Linked DNA regions of Homo sapiens: regions 1 and 2 are each linked to region 3. The links are chromatin contacts, found by Hi-C or POLR2A ChIA-PET in ENCODE. All regions are on one chromosome and are shown on one strand. The core of a region is the stretch at or near the end of the contact, and the rest is flanking DNA. Distances in the headings are between cores, read along the strand shown.

The links. Hi-C counts contacts between places; a loop is a spot of excess contacts on that map. ChIA-PET counts read pairs that join two places held with the same protein, here RNA polymerase II (POLR2A). Pooled maps may share reads with other maps.
Region 1: a loop to region 3 is called in a map of PC-9, with 8 times the contacts of the local background. The contact joins the enhancer-like site here to the promoter of LNC-LBCS in region 3. A Hi-C loop is called at or near these places in 3 of 168 maps with a recorded cell type or tissue (PC-3, PC-9 and ascending aorta) and 1 of 50 pooled maps. POLR2A ChIA-PET finds 5 or more read pairs at or near these places in 3 of 52 experiments (AG04450, HEK293 and PC-9).
Region 2: a map of Caco-2 shows a loop between it and region 3 (4-fold over the local background). The contact joins the enhancer-like site here to the promoter of LNC-LBCS in region 3. A Hi-C loop is called at or near these places in 21 of 168 maps with a recorded cell type or tissue (Caco-2, Calu3, HepG2 and 17 more), 1 of 37 single-sample maps with no recorded cell type and 24 of 50 pooled maps. POLR2A ChIA-PET finds 5 or more read pairs at or near these places in 5 of 52 experiments (AG04450, HEK293, OCI-LY7 and 2 more).

What each region holds. Positions count from the first base shown.
Region 1 is chr6:19,757,646-19,760,639 of GRCh38, reverse strand. All of the region lies in intron 2 of LNC-LBCS (lncRNA bladder and prostate cancer suppressor, hnRNPK interacting), which reads left to right. Among named protein-coding and RNA genes, the nearest start is that of LNC-LBCS, 46 kb to the left of the region's middle. Within about 2 kb of position 1,364, at least 2 of the 41 ENCODE cell types and tissues checked have a DNase peak (open chromatin) inside an H3K27ac peak, as active enhancers do; they include PC-3, where a contact is called at or near this core.
Region 2 is chr6:19,850,388-19,853,389 of GRCh38, reverse strand. No RefSeq gene overlaps it. Among named protein-coding and RNA genes, the nearest start is that of ID4, 15 kb to the right of the region's middle. Within about 2 kb of position 1,499, at least 3 of the 41 ENCODE cell types and tissues checked have a DNase peak (open chromatin) inside an H3K27ac peak, as active enhancers do; they include Panc1, where a contact is called at or near this core.
Region 3 is chr6:19,803,419-19,806,255 of GRCh38, reverse strand. LNC-LBCS (lncRNA bladder and prostate cancer suppressor, hnRNPK interacting) reads left to right here and starts at 1,497. Exons shown (of 4, transcript NR_134651.1): 1 at 1,497-1,581. RefSeq lists a silencer at 1,529-1,578.

The DNA of each region.
Region 1 (2,994 bases), core at 115-2,614, 45 kb after region 3:
TATTGATAATATATCCCAAGGCCATCCCACCGTTAGCACTGATTATGCCTCATCATAATGGTTTTCTTACGTGGTTGTCTTTTCCTACATTTGAAGATTTCTTGTCTAGTGGGGCCAACAGACATGGGAACAGTGCCTGGCCCAGGGCAAGCATTCAATATATGTGCAGTGGAGACTATGAGAGCCCCAAGGGAAAAAACCATCTTTTATTATTTTCTTGTTTTCCCAATAACAGCCCAACAGAGTTAATAACCCTAGTCAATTTGTTAAAAAAAATTAATTTGATTCATTGATGAACCAAATGAGTGAAAGACATTTTTTAAACCTTATAACATCAATGGAGATTTATACTGTTGTTAGCCTATCGCTTTGGTCATTATAGAAGATCCTGGCTGCCCAATGTACCATAGTGGCCATAGCATCTCTTTTCCTATTCTCTTCTCCCAAGAATGTGTCTTTAAGTGTGTTTGTGTGACTTCCTTATCTTTATTTTTCTTTCTTTACTTCTAACTTCCCCACCATCAATAATGGTAATTTCATATTCCTCATGGCTTGTCTGCTCATGTCCGATTCACACTATCATCAGGTAGAAGACACTTCTCTGCCTCAGCGGAGTAGGAATAGTCTTTGTATCCAAAAGCTAGGATAATCTAAATATTCTAGCACAAAAACCATTTAATATTCACAGCACTGACCTCTGGCAAACGGATTTTGTGCGCAGTGCCATGAAGCTTGATTAATCGAGGAATGAATCATTTTTTCCCCACAGAAAATAATCTGAAGACTATTTAGTTTTCTTATAGATTTTTCATTCTATTAAAAATGAAAATACTGAGTTCACATTGCTTAATACATACTAATATAGATCTCAGAAAATTCTCTGGTTTGTTTTATACCTTCCCACAGGGTGTGAGTATCCCCAGGGTATCTATAGGAGTTGTCAGGGAGACAGACTATCATTAGAACAGTAGTGAGTCAGCCGGCTTGCTTCATAATAGGTAAAAGAATATCTCCAGTATAAGAGGACCACCTAAATAATGGAAGAGATAAAAGTAAAATGGTGTATCTTTAGATACATATTTATTTTTTATATGCATACATGTTTATGTCAGAGCTACTGATGACTCTTAGAAGTACAAGCCCATGAAATTTGGATTTCTTCGGCAGGACCCTATTGGACAGTAACAACAACAGAAAATCTCTTCTGCCTGTTTAATTTACTTGGAGGCATTTGCAGAGGAAAATTGGGAAACGGGTGAAGTTTTACTATTATTCTTTCAGTAAACACTTATTTGGAGGTGACTGGGAAAAACCACATCCTTTGGGAGTTAGTCAGATGTGGGATGGAAGCCATATACTGGTTGTGTGACTTTGGGGAAGCTGCTTAGTCATTTTAAACTTTGGTGTCTACATCTGTAAAAGACAGGTAATGTTCCTTATTGCAAGGGTTGCATGGATAGGAGTACTCAGTGGTAAGTACTTAATAAATGGTGGCCATTACCATTACTGTTATTACTACTGTTACTACCTCGCACATGCCTGGGGAACTGCGTAAGACTGGGCACAATCCTTGCTCACAAGGAGCTTTCACTTTACTTGGGGTGGAGGACCATAAACAACTAATTATATCATAGGACAGCATAATTTTAGGGGAATAAAAAGGGTATAAACAAAACATTATGGGATGAGAGAATGGGTAAATTGGGACTACATGGAGACAACAGAGAAAGCTTCACGAGGATGAGGAATCTGTGCTGAGCCTCAGAAATGAGCAGGATCTTCACGGAGAAAGGGGAAAGGGACTGATTTTGTTAACACCCAAACTGCTCTTCTCTTTAAGCCCATTTGCTTACAGTTGTTTCTACCTTATTCTTCCTCCTTTCTACAATTAGTAGCCTCCTCAGGTAAGAATAGGCTACTATTGTCTGTAGGGGAAGTATTCTCCGTTGTTATATTATGTGTAACTGCTGTGTGGAAGGCATATGGAAGCCTGTGTGGTCATAAGGAACTGTTGTGTGGTGGTCTGTGTGTAAAGGTCAGGGATCTACTGGATTTGAGTGGGTATCAGTCACCTTGGAAAGAGTGTCTGAGGCTGGACAGCCAAAACCCAGAGAGACAAATCCTGGTGGGCGGCAGGGTGTTTCTTTTGATCTGACCCATGAGCTTAGTCAGGTGTCAGAGAGGTGGTTCCCTTTGGAAGGTGTCAGCAGCTTCCCTACAGAGATAGATTGGTTATGGGGAGTTACTGGGGAACCTAAGCAACTTAACGGAGAGGCTGTGGGGGTCCTTTGGTGCCCTCAAGTGAGCAAGCCCTTGATGTGAGCCAGGTGTGACCTTACTCTGTGAGGTCATGCACACCTGGGTTTGGATTCCAGCTCTGTCATTTACCAATGATTGATTCTGGGCAAGTTCCTAAATCTCTGAGTCTTGTACCACTTACAAAGCATGAATAATGAAACCTTCCCTATCTGATTGATGTGGGGACAAAATGAAATAGCTCCCAGACATATAAAGCCCCTAGATACAGAGTCATAGCATGTGACTTCCCTTTCTTTCTTTCCTTTTCTTGTTTTCTCTATTTCCCCTGCTCCTGTCAGCGTTGTATTTTAATACAGAATAAAGACCTGGGTGTTCCAGTCAGCATCTGCTATGTTAGAGGCACTAAGAAAAGAAGTTTTAGCCATACATGACTCAGAATATTAATGGAAGAGCATGGTATTCCTGAGGGTTAGCATGGGGGCTGCCACAGTAACCACAGGGAGAGAACCCAAAGGGGTAAAACTGGTGAGGAGGCTGGGTGTGATGGCTCATGCCTGTAATCCTAGCACTTTGGGAGGCCAGAGCGGGTGGATCACTTGAGATCAGGAGTTCGAAACCAGCCTGGCCAACATGGTGAAACCCTGTCTCTACTAAAAATGCAAAAAAATTAGCTGGGCGTGGTGACAGGAGACTGTAATCCCAGCTTCCTGGGAAGCTAAGGCAGGAGAATTGCTC
Region 2 (3,002 bases), core at 250-2,749, 47 kb before region 3:
ACTATATTGTTGCTATCTTCTTGTCCTCCAAAAAACCCCGCATGATTTTGAGGAAAAGTTGGCAATAGTTTCTTTCTTTTTATTTTTAGGGGTCATGTTCACCTGTTCTTTCTCGTGTTTGGTAGGCACTAGGAAATAGGAGCGTTGATTATCCAGGGACGTCAGGGTAGCACAGGGAGACGTTATGAGGGAGGGGTTGAGGGAGGGGCCATGGTACCAATGGTTACTGGAGAATGCTCCCATTGCAGCAGAGCAGTTGTTGGGGAGGTCTGCACAAAACCTGGGTTAATGAGCCGTGCCTAGCCCAGCAGGTTTAACTTCCTAGAAGGGCTGCCTATGTCCCTGTGACCTGTCACTGCTGTGAGAACCTCAACCTCTACTGTCTGGGAAGGATGGCTATCTTCAGCTGGACAGGCTTGCAAATCGTATTCTGGCATACTTCTTCATTTCAGTATCTTTATCAACAGAACTACATGCAGACACTTTAGGGGAATTAATAGATCAGCCCAGAGGGGGCAGGCGGATAAGAAATGAAATTACAATAGCGAAGTTATGGAAACAACCTAAGCATCTGTCAATGGATGAATAGGTAAAGAAAATGTAGTGTATATATACATACTGGAATATTATTCGACCTTAAAAAAGAAGGAAATCCTCCTATTTGTGACAACATGGATGAACCTGGAGGATGTTAAGTGAAATAAACCAGAAACAGAAAACTGTATAACCTCACTTATATATGGAATGTAAAAAGGTAAAACTCATCAAAGCAGGTTTAGAAGGGTAGTTATGGGGAGAGGCTGGGGGAGTAAGGAGATGTTGGTCAACGGGTACAAATTTTCAGTTACGCAAGATGAATAAGTTCTGGAAATCCAGTGTACAACATGGTGGCAATAGTTAATGATATTGTGCAGTATACTTGAAATTTGATAAGAGGGTAGAGCGTTTAAGTGTTGTCAGCACACACATACACACACAAATGGTAATGATATCAGGTGTTGGATAAGTTAATTAGCTTGATTGCGATGATCATTTTACAATGTATACATATGTGAAAACATCAAGTTGTATACCTTAAATATATGGAATTTTTATTTGTCAATTATACCTCAATAAGCTGGGAAAAAAGAAAAGAACAAGTAATAGCATGCTTTATACTTCTTTTGCTGCTTCATAAAATTGGTTTTGCTTTTGCTTTGGAAGAACACCAGCAGAGAAAGTAGCACTCAAAAGGGGAGTTAAAGTGCTGTTCCAGTAGGCTCTGGATTAGCCAGAAGGTTGAAGCAGCCCCTAGACAGGGAAAAGAGGCTGTCTTCAGGCAATAGGCCCTATTTAGGAGTGCAGTGTGCCCTAAAATTCAAAAGAGGGCAGCAGATAACTTGCACTGCCTGTAGGACCAGGAAAGCGTGTAACTTGAGGAATGTCAGCAGGAAAATTTACTGGTTTTTCAAAACTCACGTCATGCAAGGGTTAGGTGAACCAGAAATTGTGTTTCATAAATTGTGTGTTTAAGTGTAAAAGCAAATATTTGATGAATGGGATCTAAGGAGCTTTGGTGATGTGGAGGGGCAAGTGCAGGCAGATTGTCCACCATGGCAGCCTCGTGCTCTGTTATTTAGTGATATAAAACCTTGCGGTGGCAAGGTCAGCAAAGTTAAGGCCAGAGTGCATGAGAAATAGCTGTGGAGTGTGAGGTGAAGAGGCTGCGTGTGTGCTTGTACAGTCTCCTCGTTGCTTTCACCGAGTCTCTCCAATGAGCGCGACCCTCCTCACAAAGTGTGCACAGTGCTTCTCTCCTGGGTAAATTTACAGGATGTGGGAGACAGTGAGTCTCTCTGAGATTTTCCAGCACTTCCAGAAGAAAGAAAGTTTGTGTTAGGAAGGACAGGCCCCAGCTCCCTGGGACTTCAGGGAGGCTGGGGGGAGCTGCAGTGGAGAAGAGGAGGAGGTTGCTGAAGGAGAAGCAGCCTGAAGTTCTCAGGTTGAAAATACAAACCTTAGCCCCATCCTGCGGAATTTTGGGATTTCATTCCTAGGATCACCCTATAGACCTCTTTATGATTCAGTTTCCTGGAAAAGATGATATTATGGTATGGATCCTAAACACAGTTTCACAAGGAAGTTCTGTGTCTTTTGGCAGGGGAAGAATAGTGAACAAAGTGCAATCTTACTTTTAAAATAAATCTTGAAATGATATTGCAAGCCTTATGAGATCTCTGATAATCTTTTTTTATTTGACCTGGTTTTAAGTAATTCTTTTTATTCTTGATGTTTTTCTTAAAAGCATTTTAGAATCATTCAACCTTCTAAGAAAGCATCAAACCATATAAGCAATCTAATCTAAAAAATGATACCTCTAAAAGTTGAAACTTTTGTTTATTTTGACTACTTTTTGATTACTGGAAAGAATAAAAAAATTTTACTCTATCAACATTGGATTATATAAACTGTAAAGAGCTTCTACTAAGACGTGTGAAAATGCACATTTTCTTTTTTTATATAACTTCAAAATTAACAGATACTATACTGTTTAGATACATACCTGATGCTAGATAAAGAGTTCCTGAGAAACATGCCCTAAACTTTTGGACTGATTTAATATGAAACAATTACTACAGAGCTGAGTTAATCAGCCCCTTTATAGATTTTGGCGAAGATGATTCTCTTCATATGTATAATAATGAAAACCAAACTTGGCAAAAGCTCACAGGTCTACAGTGACTGTGTATTTCTTTGCATTCTCTAGAATATTGAGGGAGGAGATTATTTTTTACTGGTGTTTTACTCTCAGGAAATTAGAATTGCAAGTTGATAAACAAGTTGATAGGGTCTTTAGGGCCTGTGTGATCAATCAGGACTTCTGGGGTTCCTGTAGGTATCCTTGAAGTCTGCTTGTGGGTTGTATAGTCCAGAGTGATCATGAGATCTTTCACCTCAGAATGACTGTAGATGAAAAGATACATTTCTTTTGCCAGAGCAGTTCTCTCTAGAGTTTCAAAAAC
Region 3 (2,837 bases), core at 248-2,747:
GGAACAAACTCCAGACACGCCGCCTTTAAGAACTGTAACACTCACCGCGAGGGTCTGCGGCTTCATTCTTGAGGTAAGTGAGACCAAGAACCCACCAATTCCGGACACCATGTTGGTCAGGCTGGTCTCGAACTCTCCCTCGGCCCCACAGAGTGCTGGGATTCAGGCATGAGCCGCCAGGCCCTTAACTTTTATTCCAAAAAAATTTCAGTTAAAACTTCCAGTACATAGTATTTGCATAGCAGGGACCCTGAAGTGTTTGTTAAATGAATGTCACATATATCACATACTGTGATAGGAATAAAGTCATTCGTTTGAAAGGTTGATAAATACAATGATAGACTGCTAGAACTTCATGAGTCTTAAGAGAATATCTCACCAGATCTCATCTTCCAGATTTAAAAAGGGGGGCACAGACTTCAGCAGGAAGGGCTGATTTAACGACATCTACTATAATGTGAGTCTGGGCCACACTCTGGTTTTCCAGTTTCAGTAATGATGCATCACTACTCTTGAAAAACCACCAGAAACCAACAAGTAAGCACCCAAAAAGATGTTTAGGAATTCAGAAGTACTCCTTTTACTCTAGCCTTAAAATTATTTGCTCTTGCATTGTGGATTACCCATCAACAATGTCCAGTCCTTACCAGGAGTCAGGGAGAGCGTCAAATGCTGGGCATACTGAAATGACCTTAACCCAGTACTTGGCCACCTACAGGACACTGTAATGGAGAGCAAAGCAGGACAGAGGTAATGCAAAACACAAAAACACCAAAAAATTGGAAATCTTTGGAGCCATTTGCCTTCTAGAACCTTAAAGGCGCCCTATAGTCCCACACTATAGAATATTGGAAGAGCAGTCGGCTGTAAGTCTGAATCATGAGTTCCTTACACTTTTTTCTACCCAGTTCAATTTTGGGAACTTCCGAGTCCTGGTCCTTTCATTGTTTGTGATACCCAACACCCAGCACAATGCGGAGAGCACAGTAAGGTGGCAGTGAATTCATCAATACTTTCAAAGTCTATTTTATCTACAAGGACAAGTTTTATTGTATGTTTCCTTTTAAATAAGTGCCACAGTCGCAGTAAGTGAAAACATCCTGACACCACCCCAGCGGCCCCCCCAGCTCGTGGGCCTCCCCGCAGAGCGCGCGCCCGTGGGGGTAACCGGCGGAAAACTAGGGACGCGGGCACAGCCGCAGACTGGGCGTGGGGGGCACCGGAATGGCCGAGCCTGGGACGCTGGGACCTCTGGCCGCCGCGGGGCGACCAGGCGGGCGGAGACGTCTCGCGCCCTCCCGGGCCGCGCGGCTCCAGGCGCATTCCTGCACCCAGCTCCCGCGCGCCGCGCTGCGCTGCCTCCCCCGGACAGCTGATTCATTGGCTCGGCCGCCCAGACTGCCTGGCGCCGGCTGCGTGACGTCACCCATTCACGGAGCCCGCCTCCCCCGCTCCGCTGGCGCCGGCCGGGCGGTCGCCCTGACAACGCAGACGCCAGCCCGCACAATGACTTCCAGCTGGAGCAGCCCAGCCAGCCTGCGCGCTCACTCGCTTGCTTGCGCTGGGCTTCAGGGCGCCCGGGTGAGTTTTTTTCTCTCCCTCTCGTTTTTTTTTTTTTCCCAGGCTCTCGCGGGTTTCCCCTGCCAGGGAATCCACTCGCTGTAGTTTTCTAGGGCTCTGGTCCCAGTCCTTTCTGAAGCGCGCTTGCAGGCTGTCTTCCTCAGTCGCCCTCTCCCTGGGTGCTGTTTTGCTGGGCAGCATCCCATGCTAGGCTCGGCAGACATTCTGGCGGTTGGGTTCGGCCCTTACAGCGCTAACACCTGCAGAGTCGAGGCTCCTGCCAAAAGGCAGAAAGCAAAGGAGGAAAAAATTCATTGTCATAATAGCGAAAATGATAAACCTCAGCTGTTTAAGAGAAGAATGTCTGAGTAGCTGTTGATTATCTCCCATAATCACAAAACAACTTTTTTTTAAAAAGAATTTGCACTGTCTGTTAAAACGCGGTCATTGTTTTGCTTTCAAATCGAACTTCACGACAGTTAGCAACTTCAAGAACGCTTCCAAATGGATAAATCTTTCCAGAAGGTAAAACAAATCTGGGAAGTTGTAGCAGTGTAAATTGGAGAGTGTGTGAGGGTCGTATTTGGAGAGAGAGAGACACACACACAGGAGATTGGTGGTCTTGGGGCAAGGCAAATAGCTCATTCGCCCCCCCACACCTCCAGTTTCCACCCCAGACCTTTAAATCTTGAAGGTGGAGGAAAGGGAGACGTAGCTGTTGATTAGAGTTGGGTGGGAGGTAATTCTTATTCTAAATTTTCATTTTATTTATTTTTTGGTGCCAGATTTCTTGCTTCAAAACAGCTGCATTTTTGGAAGAAAGTCCACAACTGACAACTAAGCAAAACCCTCCTGGTGGATAGCATAAATCTGCTTTGTTGAAGCTGCTCATTTGTCTGATCTATGAGTCCAGAAGATGCAAACTCCCTTCCCAGCTTATGCAAAAATACTTCCAGTAAAAACAAGCCCTTTGGCCCTTTTCTTTTGTCAGTCCAGATTTCAGCATGTTCTTCGCTTTGTTATTCATCATTTTATGTATTTGGACCCATCCTCAAACAGACTTTAAACCGTTTAAAGGCAAGGAGGGACTCTTTCGTAAACCTTTAATCCCCTGGCCCAGCTGAGTAGATGCACAGTGTCTTTTGATGATGGTGATATGGAATGATTAATAACCACACAAGGCATTCGGTTGGTCAAGTCACTGTTTATTGGCTCAAAATAATCCTTGGTTTCTGTATGTCTACAGCTCACTTCCTAAACAGTTAAATCCGGAGAAG